Regions from separate parts of the Mus musculus genome. Here regions 1 and 3 are each linked to region 2. The links are chromatin loops, found by intact Hi-C in ENCODE. Cell type or tissue: left cerebral cortex. All regions are shown on one strand. Links, peaks and the distances in the headings refer to the core of each region. The heading gives the core; the rest is flanking DNA.

Region 1 (5,382 bases), core at 106-5,105, 120 kb before region 2:
GGGACAATTAAATTATGAGCTATTCGGGGAACAGGCCCAAGCTTATGGCCTCGCCATTGACTCATATATAAGAAGTCTCAGAGTTGTTATTTCTGGGAACAAAGAGGCTGGGTGGTAAAGCCAACAGTTACGCAAGTAAGAGCAACCAAACCTGACAGCCTGAGCTGCCTTTCTGGGACCCAGGCGGTAGAAGGAAATAACTGACTCTCAGGGTTAGGTTAGGGTTGTATGTGCCATGGCAACACACATGCACATGCATACACATGCACTAGCGAACACATACATAAGTGTACACACATACTAAATGAAATTGAAAAGGGAAACCCTAAAATAGAAATACGTTACAAATAAAAGACGTGACTGATAAAAAAAAATATAATCAGAGAATTCAATCCACACTGACAATTTGAAAAGACTTGATTCTGATAGGTGAAATCCATAATGAGGATTTACACAGGAGACTCCACAGCAGAGAGAGAAGAGGCAACTGGTGGCGCACGCCTTTAATCCCAGCACTTGGGAGGCAGAGGCAGGCAGATTTCTAAGTTCGAGGCCAGCCTGGTCTACAGAGTGAGTTCCAGGACAGCCAGGGCTACGCAGAGAAACCAAAAAAAAAAAAAAAAAAAAAAAAAAAAAAAAAAAAAAAAAAAAAAGAAAGAAAGAAAGAAAGAAAAAAGAAAGAAAAGAAAACAGAAAAGAATAACTGGTGCTCACAAATCAGAGAACCCAACAAAGGGATAAGAGCGAATACAGACTATAAAGAACACTTTCTACATGAAGAAAAGAGTCTGCAGATGCACAAGGAAAGGAACAACCCCTCCAGGAATATTACCCAGGACATGGCCTGACAATGCTTTGAAATTTCAAGGTTCTGTGAGGTGACCTACAAAACATCTACAAAGGAGATAAACGGTGTTTCCCAGAAAGAGCAAAAATATCACACTAGCCCCAGGCTTCTCTTGTTGCCCCACTAAATTACAGAAGATGATTCCTTAAAGTCATTTTTTTCCTGCCGTTTGAGATGCAGGGAGAACTGACAATGCACACTAAGGTTAAATAAAGACACCACCTCCTTGTACACTGGGCAACAGCTCTACCAACTTTGCTATATCCCCAACCCTACACTTTAAAGTACTTTGTGTGAGTCTGTTTTTAATTGTTCACTACATTTTAAAAAGTGAGATTACCACTCTTTTAGGTCCCGTATTTGTTGTCAAAGGGCATTTCAGAATCAGTGTAGCTGTTTTATATTTGCAGTATATGAGTTTGATGGCAATTTTACTAAACCTCAGATTTTATAATTTTATCTTTATTAATATGCTTTGCTCTATGTTTTTTAGTAACTAGCACATAAACTATTTTACTGCTCACTGTATTTTTGACCATTTCAGTTTCTTCTTTTGATAACCTTGGGTTTTTTTTTTGTCTAGTATTCTTTAATTTAGCTGTTAGTATTCTTCTGATTGATATAGGAGGTATTTGTGTATTTAGAATATAAATATATGTCATGGCTCTTAAAATATTACTCTTCATTTTCTTTCCTATTTTTTCATATTATAAATTTTCACATAAAATTTTTCATATAAAGTTTTAGTATTGATATGTCAAAGAATGTATATGTAGTTTGACATTTTTCTTAGATTAGTCCATCAAAATGAATAAAAATGTAATTGTGGTGGCAATTAAAATGTAAAGAATGAAACATAACAATGAGATATTTTCAGACAAGTGATGCATCACCTTCCTGTAAGCCACCGCCATGGTAAAGGCTCTAAAACCGCACCGTCTTGAGAATGACAGAGCCTCCCCACTCCTGCCCAGCCCAGGGTGAGTTTCAGAGAATGGTGAAGCCTTCCTAGGTGATCTGAGGGTCCATGTTGGCAGTGTGTGTAGAGGATGTCACCATAGCTTTCTCCCCGTGGACATTTATGACCTGAAGACACTCCTCCCTACAGAGCTGTCTCCTTGTTTATCTGTATATGAACCCCAGCTGTATGTAGTGACCCTGCCTCTCTGTATATAAACAACATACTCAGCTTCCTCTGAATATGTTTTCTCAATCACAAAGTCCAGCCCCCCTGAGCCTGATATGTGTGTGTGTGTGTGTGTGTGTGTGTGTGTGTGTGTCTTTTCTTCAATCCTTCACTGGCCCAATGGGAGCCATCGCTGGAACAGTGCAAAAGGTGCAATAACCAGTCACACTTTCTAAAAACTGCTTGGGAAATGTGATCATTTTCCCCCCCAAAACCACTTCCATATGTAATGTTTCTCTTCTTACAGAAGAACTACTAGGTCTAGAGTCCGTTCATCTAATTATATCTAGGAAGAACCACATTGTCTTCAAATGTAACTTCAAATGAGCCGTGCCTTTTTTTTTTTAAAGGCCACCTTGAGCGCTGAAGGTGATGAATCCTGGTGGTGATAAAGCACACGACACCGGTGTGCTACACGGAGGCTGGTTTGGAAACATGCTGACTCAGGCGTGTGGACCACACGGGCAGCCCAACGTGTTCTCATTTCCTGCTTAGCAATTTTTAGATTGACTTAGCTCACTGACTATGAAAAGCACAATTATCCCACGCACTGTGCTTGGGTTGGATTTTAATGTAATATGCTCACAATTTTAGCTTGATTTTAAATTACAAGTGGAGTTTAGTTCCAAGCAAGGGTTATCTGACTTGACTAATGATAAACTTGTAGAGCATAATAATGATGCTAGAAATTAGTTTCCTAACGTAATTTAATTGGTTAAATGTGTGATTATGACATGTGTGTGGCCTGCAAGCTTCAGTGTTTTGTCTCTGCTCTGGGGCTACAGATGCACGTCACCACATCTGGCTCTACAAAGATTGCATTTTTAATTTTTGTTAAGCAGAATATTTCCCCCAGCTTACCTTTTGTCTTTTTGTTCTTCTTGTGGCATCTTGAACATGTTTATATTCTACATTTAAAATAGCCAGGTTATCAATCTACACTTTATCACCTTGGTGTCCCTGTAATGGTAAATCTTTGCTGTCAACCCAACCCGGTCTGTAATGACCTAGAGGACACACCTCGGGGTATGTCTGTAAGGGTGTTTGCCCAGAGCTTTAACTGAGGAGAGACTCGTATGAGCATTGGCTGTGGTCCTCAACCAGATACAATCAACCCATCCCACTGAGGATCATGCCACATGCTTTTTAATGATTCTCTTTTGATGTCACTGTTTCAAGTTAAATAGCCGTGTCCATAGAGATGGTTGTTCTCGTCTGACCTGCCGCTGTGCTGTATGAAGGCTTCCCAGCATCAAGGCACCTTGCATTCCTTAAATTGTCATTATGTTGTTTTAATACATGACTGGACCATTTTGGAGCTGTGCCACAATTATGTAAGTGGTACTGTGGTGGCCTTTGAATGCTTTGTCACCAGGGAGTGGCACTTTTTGAGGATTATAAGGATTATGAGACGTGGCCTTGCTGGTGCTATTGGGGGTAGGCTTCAAGGTTTCAAAAGGCCATAGTGGGCCCAGTCATGCTCTCTCACGCATGTGCTCTCTCCCTCCTCTCCCTCTCTTCTCCCCTGTCCATCTGTCCGTTCATCTGTCTAAGAACCAGGATATAGCTCTCTGCTACTGCTCCAGCACCTGCCAATGCCAGCATGCCTCCTGCCATGAGGATAACGAACTATGTCTCTGAAACTATAAACAGGCTCCCAATTGAATGCTCTTCCTGTAAGAGTTGCCTTGGGCATGGTGTTTCTTCTCAGCAATAGAACAGTGACCAAGGCAGGTATTATTCCATAATTTCTATGTTGTCTTCAGTCGGATTTTAATGGTCATATTATGTTAGCTTCATAGATTGCGTGTCATGGCATTTCTTCTTTATTTCTATTCTAAAATGATTTAGCGGCCTTGATCAGCACTAATTTGGGACAGTACTGTCTATGTTGTCTAGACTGACAAACTCCAAGGTCAAGTAGCCTCCTGCCTCAGCATCTGAGTTGGGACTAGGACCGCTGCGGGTTTGAAGGGTACACCTAAAACACTCTGTCAGCTTCTTCCAAGCGTATCTATGTAGATACAAGTCATCTGTGTAGACTTCCTGAATCCACTTGCTAAATCGTATTTCTTTAAGTCATTGGTTTCATCCAGGGTTTCAGCTGTACTTGTATGAGATTGTACAAAACCCTACCATAAGTATTGTGTATTTATGCTTTTCCCAGCACTGAGACCATGGGATGGATAGGTTGTTCGGCTGCTTAGGAAGCAGCTTTTAAAGATATTTTTCAGTTCTGCCTATTTATAAAAAACTGATTTAAATTTTGTTTTAATCTACATATTCTTAATGTAGGTGTGCTTATGTTAGTGGATGTGTATGCCACAGCAGGCTTTGGAGGTTAGAGGACAACTTGGGGGAGGTGGTTCTCTGCTTTCATCATGTGGGTCATCGGAATGGAACTCAGGTAATCAGCTTGGTAGCAAGAGATTCTGCCTGCTGAGCCATCTCACCAGTCCTTGCAGCCTGAGCACCACTACTGTCTGCATTCATTCCTTCCAATTCACTTTGGTTTCATTTGATGATATTTTCTTAAATATGTGCCTTATATAACTTACTCCGAATAAGATGCTACAAGAAGATACTCTATTTCAACTTAAGATTTGTTGAAGGGGACCCTTTTTTGCTATTTTAAACTTACCAGAGAGATTTGAGTTAAGAACGAATCATGAGCCGGAAAGAACTTAGAACCAGAAAAGGTCCAGCTAGCTCAATTCCGGAACAGCAGACATTATTTATAGATGGTGAAGGGAAGTACAGAAATAGGCTGATTGGTTCCTGCTCCACCCTTTGCCTTGTTGGGATGTGGTCCGATCAGCTGGAAGCCTGAGATTGGCTGGAGCCTGGCTGCTTATGGTTGGCCAAGGCTGGGCTGTAACAGCCTAAGCTTCCAAGTTAGGTTGGAGTTGTTGTCAGGCTGCAGTTCCTCACTGGGAACTCAAAGCAGGGCTCCCGCCTTCTGACCGTGGCAGGTCTGACGGCAGCTTTTGCTGTCAATTTCACAGGTGGATTATTTGTAGTCTGAGGGTCTTTACCACTCTAGAAATCTCTTCATAAGGAAGCATATGATGTTTAAATGAAGGCGCATTTTGATTGCAATTATTTTCAATTAAGCTTTCTCTCCAGGAAAAAAAAAAGAGCTTGAAATAGAAAACAGGCAAACCTCATTACATCTTATATAAAGGAAAGCTGACCTGTGAACACTATAGTAGTTTGTGCAATGACAGATATACAAGTCTCCTGGAGCTACGTCAGATTCAAAGTAGTTGTGTTATCAGAATCCACGATACAAAACAAATACAAATATCAGTAGGATGTTCAGTGAGAGCGCCTTCAGTACACTGTGTCA
Region 2 (5,382 bases), core at 283-5,282:
GAACCCTGTGACCTGTGTGCGCCTGCCTCCACATAGCTGAGGTTTTAAGTGTCATGCCTGGCTCTTTTACATGGGTCCTGGAGCTTGAACTCAGGGTTTTGTGCTTGCACAGAAAGCACCTACTCAGCTCCTCCCAGTCTGTAAAGAATAACTGTAAATATCCTTTTTTTTGGAATACATACATAGTAACATATTTGACTCACATTTCAGCCATAAACTAAAACAGAAATGGCTGCAGTAACAAAACATTGTCCCTGTCGCACATCACAGAAACAACCCTTACCACACTGAAACAAGACTATTTTCATACCCTTGGGGGGGGGGTTGTTTTGTTTTGTTTGTTGTTGTTTTGTTGGCAGTGGTTTTGTTGTTTTCCTGAAATGAGATCTTGTTAGCAGCTCAAGTCTGGTACTGCTATGTAAACCCAACTGGCCTCAGGCTCCTTTGTCTTGGCCTCGCCATGCTGGGAACACAGACATGTGCTGCCAGCACGCCTAGCTTTTCTGACCGTTTCAGACAATAGCAGAGATCATGCAGAAAAGCAAACACCAAGACAACCTCTTCCCTTATCATTTCTGTTAGCATATTTCAGGATCCTGGTTTCCCAGGCAGGACACTGCGGTGTTGGGCATCCTGTCTGTCCTCCTCTGAAAAGGTGACACCACTGCCTCCTTTGTGCTGAGCTCAGGATGAGGAGCCTCTGAGTGAGTCTCTGCCTGGGAGTGTTTACACAAGCATCCCAGGCAGCTGGAGATGGAGGCAACTCACAGAAATTGCCTGGGTCAGCTTGAAATATTTTTAAAAGAGATGCAAATTGAGGTAGAGGGAGAGAGAAAAAAAATCCTTTGACAAACAGCCATATTTTGGGCTGATTTAGCTAAAGTTCCCACAGATGTGTTATCTTCTCTAACACTTCCTCTGGATTTAAGGCGGCAGATGTAGAATCCTATTGCTTTTGTGTCCCTGGCAGATGTAGAATCCTATTGCTTTCGTGTCCCGTGTGATAGCATGCATTAACTATTGCCCTGATAGTAAGTACATAGATTGCTGCTTCTCAGCTGTCTCGGGTAACAGTGCTAAATCTACACAGCACATTACTATATGGTGCTTCTGGATTTTAAAAATTACTGTGTTCTTTTTACTTTTCTTTAGTTTTGTGTCTGTGTGGTTGTCTGCAATGTATGTGCAGGCACCTGCAGAGACCAGAGTGATGCTGGATCGCCCGGCTCGAATACCTGAGCAGTGGCTGCTTTACCCAGTGACATCTTCCCAGGCCCCTAAGGGACAGATTTGGAGTACTGGCTGGGGTGATACGAAGGTAATTTGATTCTACTCTCACAGCATCTCTGCAGAAATGTTGTTGAGTGATACATAGGGTCCTTCTTCTATTTGACTATCCTGCATTGTGATAAAACATCTGGACCGTAGCACTTGGGGAGGAAATAGTTTATTTCATCTTACGGTTCCGGGTAGCAGTCTACCACTGACTGGAAGTCAGGGTTTCTGCTTCAGCTCTTTCCCTGACTCAATTTATAACTTGAAATTTCAGAAAATTGAAACTTTAGACTTTTTTAATCTTCAGAGGAAAAAGCATAGTTAGGGATGGTGGTGCACACCTGTAAGCCTAGCACTTGGGAGACTGGAGAGCTTGGGTATGAGTTCAAGGCCAGTATGGTGGTTTGAATAGTATGGCGTATACACTCTTGTGTTTGAAAGTTTGGCCATAGGGAGTGGCACTATTAGGAGATGTGGCCTCACTGGAGGAAGTGTGTCACTCTGACGGTGGGCTTTGGGGCTAAGCTCAGGGTGACACACAGTTTTTTTCTGTGGTCTGCAGCTCCTCCAACACTATGTTTACCTGGACTCTGCCATGCTTCCCACCATGATGCTAATGGATTAAACCTCTGAAACTGTAAGCCAGCCCCAATGAAATGTCCTTTATATAAGAGTTGCTTGGTCATGGTGTCTCTTCACAGCAACAAAACCCAAACTAAGACAGCTAGGCTGGGCTACACAGCAACAGCTGATCTCCAAAAATTAGGGTGGTTGTATATGTATGTATGTTTTTAGATTAGGAGCAAAACTATTGCTGTGACTTCAGGGACATTCAGGAGATTTCACCCTGTGAAATGATCTGCCTGCCGTTTTGAGAAAGGGATTCCATGATAAGTTCTACATTTAGAATGTTTGCCCCTGTAAAACTATGACATTTAACCGTGGTCATAATAGAGTTAGATCTGACCTCATGGGAGTAACCTCTAATTTACCCTCTGTTGCTTTCTTGCCTTTCCACCCTCTATCATAAGATCATTCAACATGGCAGCCCACATCGGATCTTGATCTTGGACCTCCCAGCCTCCAGAACTAAGCAAAAACCAAAATAAAACAAACAAACAAACAATAACAACAATAACAAAAACACCACCACCACCACCAACAACAACAACAACAAACTCTATTCCTTTACAGCAGCATCAAATGAACTGAGCCAGAATCTTAAGTGTTAATGCGAAAGAAACAAGTTAGTTGGTAAATTTACCAGAATTCTGGAAATCCATGAAGCAGCAGCATGAGCGGTTTGCCCCTTTCTCCAGCAGCAACATAGTGAAATCTTAACCCGGAGTCCTGAAAGTGGAAGAGTATGGAGTATGTGATAGCAGGCAACATCAAACTAAGACATTTAGTATTTCCCTGTTACTAAAAACATTCTCGCTTGAATTACTTTAATATCAAGAAATAAATATTAACAACATATTATCAATAGAATAAAGGGACTAATTCACCTTTGTGGGTATTCCCTTTGGAATACCCCTTACTTGCTCTGTTACAAGGTCTGTGTATATATTTTGAGCTTCTGGAGCAATGTTACAATGTAGCTTTCGTCTTTGTGAGGTGTGACGTTTTATCCCCTGCAGGATACATAAATAATTCTGATCTGAATTTCAATGTTGCAAAGTGTATCTCACATATTTTTTTTCCTCAGTTGCCTGTCAAGAGCTGCAGTATCACTTATGTAATTCACACCCCCTTCTCTTATTTTTAGGCATCTCCTTCCCACACTGCGATCTGAGTGTTTCATATACGCTCTCCTTTCCTGCCTGCTCCCTCTGTCACATCTGTGTTTCTAACAGTGGACTATATCAGTGCCCAAGACTTCACGCCACATTTGGGAGATGACTAACCCCAGAAAAGGAAAGGACTGGGAACAAGAGAAGAATGCTGCAGACATCAAGGATATGGGAGCATAGACAAGAAAGGAAGAGAGAAAAGCTAAATCCCTGCAAGTATGAGGGGAAGACAGCACAAGTCAAAGCTGGCCATGGACTCTGTCTCTGGCGTGTCATTGCCCTTGATTCCACCACCTTACTAAGAAAACAAGGCCCAAGGGCTGAGGTTGCAGAGCAGTGGCAGAGCATTTGCCTTTCAAGCATGAGACCCGAGCTTCAGTCCCCAGCACTGCCGTCCCTTCCCCTAAATGAGGTCCAAGTAAGTCACATAAGTCATGAAGGTCATGGGAGTCATGAGCGGGCTAAGGATGTAGCTCAGTGGCAGAGCACTCGCCTGGCATGACCAATGTGTCCCCCGGCGTCACTAAATAAACAAGTTAAGAGGAATGAAGTATACAGGTGACTAGAGTCACCACTATTTCTTCCTTCTGCTTTTGAGGGGAAAAGAGAGTAATTCTGAGGAATCCAGGAAGAGTCATAAGCTGTGTTTCATCCTTAAGTTGGACAGAATTAACAAATGTGACTTGGCTGTTATCTTTTAAAAATTATTTTAGTGGTGGTGAGTCTTGGAAGAATAAAATGCCAGGGCCACCAGATTGGATTTAATAAAGATTTTATCGCACTGGGTATATGCCAGGTTGATAATTATAATGATGAATTATAAATTATACTAAGTTATAGGTCCGTTGGCCTATGTTTTCTTCTCTTTTTCTTTGTGGTTCTCTTCCTCCTCCTCCTCCTCCTCCTCCTCTCCTTCTTCTCGAAACATGAACATACTTAATTCTCACATCAGTTTCAGGCTCCTTTTGCCTTTCTGAATCCCAGTTGCTGGGGAGTTTAGCTGCTGATTAAACGTCAGGCAGGACTCAGTAACACAAATATCTCCTTGTATGTTGCCTTTGAAAGGCTTGTGAGTCAGACTGTAGGTCGTATCACAGAGACTGTATCACTCCACCACCTGGCATCAGGAAATAGACCGTCTGTGGGCTGTGACAGAAGCTTGGACGAGGACGGACAATGAAAATCTGTTGGCACGGTTGACACTTTTATTTAAGCACAGAGAATGGAGCTTTATTAAGAAGTGGGTACCTACTTTGTATTCCATTCTCTCCTATTTTTGACTTTTTGCACCTACTTCCTTCCTCACAAACACAAACCATTTCTTATCCTTTAGTGCTGCCTAGGTCATCTGAGATTAGAAATGACTTTCCAAAGAACTGTCCACTCCCTCCATCTCAAAATCTGGACAGCAGGGCACCGCCAGGAGCATTATCCTGCAACTGATCTGAGCCCTAAAAGGCAAAAAAGGTAACAGGAGATAGCTTCTCCTTGCAGTAGGAGAGGGAGCAGAATTATTCTGAGTTGCTTCAGCAGGAGGAGGATCCAGTTAGAGAAATTTCACGTTCTGAAACACGCACCTCCCCCCCTCCACACACACACATAGGTTAAGGAGAGAGTGGAAAGCCATGATACTGACCCGCGGAACAGCCCCTGGCCAGGTCCCTCCTGCCTCCCCCTGGGGTCCTCCGGGTGCCCGCAGCCATCGGGACGCATCTAGGAACAATCGGCCCGGCGCCCTAGGCACCGCGGCTTCCAGGGCTCCCCACCCGCGTCCCTCTCCCTCCCCTGTCTCCAGGCCCGCGTCGGCCTTCACCTTGATGCGCACGTAGCAGTGAGTCCCTAAGGAGGGGTCGTTCAGGCACGCCGGAGGGTTGGCCCGGGCCGCCCGGCGGAAGGTCTGCGCCGGCGCCCTACCGATGCTCCACAAAAGTTTGAGCAGGTGGACGGAGGCGCACAGCCCGCAGTAGCCGTACACCAGGGACCAGTAGAGCAGGGCGCGCAGCGCGGGCAGCAGGCGGGGCGGGCGCGGCGGGGCCATGGGCGCCTGCGGGAGCCGAGCTGCGGCGTCCCTCCCGCGCCCGCCCGCTCGCCCCGCACACGCCGCGCGCCCGGGCCTCGGGGACCGCGCAGGGCGAGGCCCGGGCTGTCCTCCCGTGCCACGTCGCTAGAGCCGAGCGACATGAAGGCGACGCCGAACGCCATCCCCAGGTCCTGTCGAAGCTCCGGGCTCTGAACAGGTCCCAGCGCCCCGGTCCCAGAAGCCGCAGACCTTTTCCCGGATGTGAGAATCGCGGAGGGCGGGAGGGACTTTTGT
Region 3 (5,382 bases), core at 106-5,105, 190 kb before region 2:
CCGACTTGTTCAACAACACATCCTAAGGGCCTAACTCAAATACAGACGATCTTGTATTTGGAAATTATCTTGCAAGAAGAGTCGGTGAGTCCTGAAGTGATGAATGTTAGTCTCTTCAGATGAGTTTTGCTCTAGCTATCTCCTCTGTGACACGAGAGGCCATGACTTTTTGGAAGCTCTAAACTGTAAAGGATGCTTTTGGTTGGTTTGTTTTTAAGTTCCTATTTAACGTTACAAAGAAGACAAAAACAAAATAAAAGAAAACAAAAAAACGGGCAGTGGTGGAGAACGGTTTTAATCCCAGCACTTGGGAGGCAGAGGCAGGCGGATTTCTGAGTTTGAGGCCAGCCTGGTCTACAGAGTGAGTTCCAGGACAGCCAGGGCTATACAGAGAAACCCTGTCTCGAAAAACCAAAGGGGGGGGGGAGGGGAAAGAAAGAAAGGAAGGAAGAAGGAAAGAAAGAAAAGAAAGAAAAAAGAAAAGAAAAACAAAACAACAACAGAACAAAAAACCCAGAAGACAAAAGGTGCCTTGAAGTGATAAAGAAAGAACCTGCTTCAGCGAGCTTGGCACATACAACAGTAATAGTGTACCTGAAGAAATGGGAAAGATTGGTTAATTCAGGAACTATGTCCCCAGAACTTTCTACAGGTGTTCATGATAGTTTCCAACAGCCTAAGCCTCCACATTGGTTTTCCTACAGCTGAAGGACAGAGCAGTCTTACGTGAGAATCGACAGTGCTTCCTGAGTCTTCAGTATTTTCTCAAGAAAGGTATGCACTATGCTTTTAAACTATTTGGGCTGGAGTATAGCTCGGTAAATTAGACAAAGAGCTTCATTAGAATGTACAAAGTCTTTAAGTTCAATTCCCAGATTGCAAGATCAGAAAACAGAACATCAAAACAAAAAAACCAAAACCAAAAAGAAAAAAGAAAAAAAAAAAAAAAAAAAAGAAAAGAAAAAAAAAAAGAAAAGAAAAAAAAAACCAAATCAGATTGAATTAATGAGATAAAAGCAAAGTGAAATGCAGATGCCCACGTGGTTCTACCTTTTAGATGCATCTCCTCGTTTCAGGGCTCGGGTCTGTTTAGTACCTACAATTGAAGAGAGAAAAGTCAAGTGCCAATGCATTTGATGTAGCAGAGTAGTCCCCAAATATCACACTGTAGGCACCATTTCCTTTTCTCTCACACATCTCATTTCCAACTTCGATGTGTACAAAAAAAGAAAAACAACCCCCCCCCCAGAAAAACAAAAACAAAAGGGGGGGCTAAACAGGAAGCAAATTCAATTGTTTCTGTAAATTAATTACATTTTACATTTTCATGACGGCAGTCTCTTCGAGGACTCTTTCTCATCGGATGCGCTTTAATCAAGTGCTTTTAAAACACTCTCTAAACTGGGTTCCTTTAGAATAAACATTGCTCAGTCTCCCAAATGTTTGTTCCCTTGCCTAAAGAGAGGAGTCTGAGACCTCAGAGACCAGATATCAAAGCAATCCAAGGTTCAAGGCAACTGACCACCACCTGCCTTGGCCACTTGTTCCCACGTACGGGTAGATCCTAAAACCCCTGTGTAAGAGTGTGGGATTCCTCCCCCGAAGGCACTAGGACAGCCTGCGTTGGGAAGCTCTGGGCCTCATCCACCCGGAGTTCTCGCTCTCCCCGGCGCAGCCTCAGAAAGAGGCCCGCGCGTGCGTGGTACTCAAACCAAGGTCTCAGGGTCCCAGCCTGGGACGGTGGCTCTTGTTCGTACCGGTAGCATCTCGGTGGGTGCTGGAAGCCCGGGTACTTGGGCCTAGAGAGCAAGGTACGGCAGAGTCAGCCATGGGGAAATGCGGTCAGAAGAGGGGGTCGGGACAGCACATCTACCTCCTCACGCTTCGCCCGGAACCGGGCTGGGGGCGGGCCCAGGGAGGGCGGGGCGAGCGGCGGAGGGGGCGGGCCCAGGGCGGGGCGGGGCGAGCGGCGGAGGGGGAGGGTCCGGTCCGGGGGCGGGGCCAGGAGTGCGGCCTGCGCTACCTGAAGTGGAGAAGGAGGAGGAGGGCAAGAGGCAGGCGCGTGGATCGGCGGGTAGGTAGACATGCTGGGTCGGGCGGATCGGGCTCGCCGAACAGGACCTGCGCCGCACGCGGCTCTCCTGCTCGGCCTCTGGAGGTGCTGGAGCCTGGACACCCTGCCCTGCAGGAGCAGGGAGAAATGGCCTCCCTTCGCCTCAGCCAGGCGCGGTAGGGTGTGATTTTCCTGTTCGCGCCTGCGGGGCAAGGACCTTCGCTGCTGGCCTCCTTTTCGTGATACTCGGTGATCTCACTGACGATTGTTTATGTGAGGAGGGAGATCCTGTGGAGAATGGGGTGGGCGGCATCGGAATCTTCAACTTCTTTGGGTGACTTAATTATGTTGGATTCCAGTTTTTGTCAATGGGACATTTAAAAAAATTACTTAATGATTAGATTTTTCATTCCAGGTCCACAATTTGGATTTTTGTTTTCCTTTTAAACAAAGGCTTTTCTAGTAGTTCTTTCTAGGGCTCTTTTTATTTTTTTACTCGTCATTCTTTAAAAATTACTTTCTTTAGGCATTATATCAGGGGCTTTTAAAAATGCTTCATTAGGCTAACACAGTAACGTTCAGTAATAGCAGTTAACCTATAAAACTTTACATTGTGTTTGTTGTCTAATAATTCAGAATGAAACGGTTTATGAAACATAATTTACATGGTATCACACAATTAACTGGGTTTTTTTGTATTAGTTCATTACAGCATCAAAATTAGGAAAATAATTAGGAATGGCTGTGGAGGAACTTCAGAGCATAATAAAAAGATGTGTAAGTACTTCTCCGAAAACACCTTTAAATATATGGGAAGGGCATAGAGTATCTTTACTTTGTGGTCACTCATGTTATTTATCTTAACTAAATTCTGCTTCTTCTTTTTTGACTTGTAAATATCAAAAAATCAGGAAAGTAGATTAGATGATAATGATGATGGTGGTGGTGACTTTCAATCCTAGTACTTTTGGGAGGCAAAGGCAGAGGGGTCTCTGATTTTGAGGCTGGCCTGGTTTACATGGTAAATTTCCAGGACAGCTTGGGCTATGGAGAGAGAGAGAGAGACCCTCGCTCACAAGGGGCATAAGGGGCTAGAGAGATGGTTCAGTGGTTAAGAGCACTTGTTCTTGCGGAGGACCTGGGTTCATTTCTCAAAACCCAGGCCCTGTTCTGGCCCACAATGGGCATCAGGCACATGCATATGTATGAAGGTAAACGTTAGTAAATTGTATTTAAAAGCATATTAAATCATGTACATGTCTGTTTATGTGTGTTGGTAGGGGGTATATATGAGTATAAGTGCCTGGCATGGAAGCCGTAGCGTTAGGACCACTCAGAGCTGGAGTTACAGGTGGTTGTGAGCCACCTGATCTGGGTGCTGGGAATTGAACTCAGGTCCTCTGCAAGGATAGTATTTGCTCTTATCTACCAAACCATTTCTCTAGTCCCAGTAGTCTTTAATTTTAAATTTCTTATTGTTTTCATAAGTTTCTCTGGTACAGTAGGTTCAAGATCACTCCTTAAGCCATACTGATTCATGCTTATAGACAGCAGTCAGGAGCTGTGACAAGAGGACCTGAAATTTCCAGGTCAGCCTAAGCCTCCTCATGAGAGCCCGTCTCAAAAGCCAAAATGAATAAAGCCAATCATTAAAATATTAGGATAATTCTAATTTTTATCTGTGTCTTAGTCAGGGTTTCTATTCCTGCACAAACATCATGACCAAGAAACAAGTTGGGGAGGAAAGGGTTTATTCGGCTTATACTTCCATACTGCAGTTAATCACCAAGGAAGTCAGGACTGGAAGTCAAGCAGGTCAGAAAGCAGGAGCTGATGCAGAAGCCATGGAGGGATGTTCTTTACTGGCTTCCCCTGGCTTGCTCAGCCTGCTCTCTTATAGAACCAAGACTACCAGCCCAGAGATGGTCCCACTCACAAGGGGCCTTTCCCCCTTGATCACTAATTGAGAAAATGCCTTACAGTTGGATCTCATGGAGGCATTTCCTCAACTGAAGTTCCTTTCTCTGTGATAACTCCAGCTGTGTCAAGTTGACACAACGAGCCAGTACAATTGACCCCTTGTCAACTTGACACACAAACACATCACTAGTAAGCCTCAACCCTTGCATTCTTATTCATCCCCAAGGTCTAAATAACTTTAAACGTCTCAAAGTCTTTACATATTCTTAAAATTTCAATCTCTTTAAGATATCCATCTCTTTTAAAATCCAAAGTCTTTTTACAATTAAAAGTCTCTTAACTGTGGGCTCCACTAAAATAGTTTCTTCCTTTAAGAGGGAAAATATCAGGGCACAGTCACAGTCAAAAACAAAAATCAATCTCCAACCATCCAATGTCTGGGATCCAACTCAAGATCTTCTGGGCTCCTCCAAGGGCTTGGGTCACTTCTCCAGCCATGCCCTTTGAAGCACACGCGTCATCCTCTAGGCTCCAGATGCCTGTACTCCACTGCTGCTGCTCTTGGTGGTCATCTCATGGTACTGGCATCTCCAAAACACTGCATGACCCCTTCAGTCCTGGGCCGTCAATTGCAACTGAGGCTGCACCTTCACCAATGGCCTTCCATGGCCTCTCACAGTGCCACGCCTCAGCTGCTCTGTGTGACCCCTTCATGCCTTCAAAACCAGTACCACCTGGGTGACCCTTACATATTACCAAGTCCCGCTGCAGCAGGAGTACAACCTTGGCCATCTCTGGAACACAGCATCTTTGTGCTTTCAGAAAACACTTCCCAGAAGATGTCACCTCAAAGATGCTGGTCTCTTTTTAATCACTGCTAATTTCTTAGCTCCAGCTAACCAGCATCAATAGTCCCAGTAATGCAAAGTTTTTGCTTTAGTAGTTCTGGTATCTTGTTAATCACAGCTGATTCTTCAGCCCCAGCTAACCAGAACTACAGAATCTTCACAATCAAAAACAGCAGTGGCCCTGAAAAGAGGCTTTAATTTTCCCTCTGAAATTTCACAAGCCAGACCTACATCTTCTGCACTGTTCTCAACATTATCTTCCAAGCTCCTACACAACATCTGACAGAGCTCTTAACAACGAATGGATCTTCAAGCCCAAAGTTCCAAAGTCCTTCCACAGTCCTCCCCAAAACAAGGTCAGGTTGTCACAGGAATACCCCACTATGTTGGTACCAATTTGTCTTAGTCAGGGTTTCTATTCCTGCACAAACATCATGACCAAGAAGCAAGTTGGGGAGGAAAGGGTTTATTCAGCTTACAATTCCATACTGCTGTTTATCACTAAGGAAGTCAGGACTGGAACTCAAACAGGTCAGGAAGCAGGAGCTGATGCAGAGGCCA

Evidence for each region. A loop is a pair of places that touch in the nucleus more often than their neighbours do. Peaks named below come from ENCODE experiments on the same cell type or tissue, not always from the same donor. Only the 100,000 strongest peaks of a DNase experiment are listed, where the experiment ranks them.
Region 1: it touches region 2 in a loop (5-fold over the local background); 2 of 42 quality-filtered maps call a loop at or near these places.
Region 3: a loop joins it to region 2, with 3 times the contacts of the local background. A loop is called at or near these places in 2 of 42 quality-filtered maps.

What each region holds. Positions count from the first base shown.
Region 1 is chr5:107,521,599-107,526,980 of GRCm38, reverse strand. No RefSeq gene overlaps it. Among named protein-coding and RNA genes, the nearest start is that of 1700028K03Rik, 10 kb to the left of the region's middle. In left cerebral cortex, for the core only: CTCF peaks have their summits at 2,229 and 2,429; DNase peaks (open chromatin) are centred at 2,528, 3,972 and 4,861; H3K27ac peaks cover 2,502 bases.
Region 2 is chr5:107,403,275-107,408,656 of GRCm38, reverse strand. Ephx4 (epoxide hydrolase 4) reads right to left here and starts at 5,144. Exons shown (of 7, transcript NM_001001804.2): 1 at 4,882-5,144; 2 at 2,540-2,625. The coding sequence starts at 5,106. It overlaps Gm17202 (a long non-coding RNA gene), which reads left to right. Exons shown (of 5, transcript XR_389494.4): 3 at 3,044-3,486. In left cerebral cortex, for the core only: a CTCF peak has its summit at 2,900; DNase peaks (open chromatin) are centred at 2,598, 3,071, 4,182, 4,944 and 2 more places; H3K4me3 peaks cover 3,476 bases; H3K27ac peaks cover 5,000 bases.
Region 3 is chr5:107,594,236-107,599,617 of GRCm38, reverse strand. It overlaps Glmn (glomulin, FKBP associated protein), which reads left to right and starts at 1,979. Exons shown (of 19, transcript NM_133248.2): 1 at 1,979-2,074; 2 at 2,756-2,830. The coding sequence starts at 2,792. It overlaps Rpap2 (RNA polymerase II associated protein 2), which reads right to left and starts at 1,922. Exons shown (of 13, transcript NM_144911.3): 1 at 1,758-1,922; 2 at 1,051-1,096. The coding sequence starts at 1,830. In left cerebral cortex, for the core only: no CTCF peak of the experiment used is centred there; DNase peaks (open chromatin) are centred at 1,723 and 2,020; H3K4me3 peaks cover 1,757 bases; H3K27ac peaks cover 1,051 bases.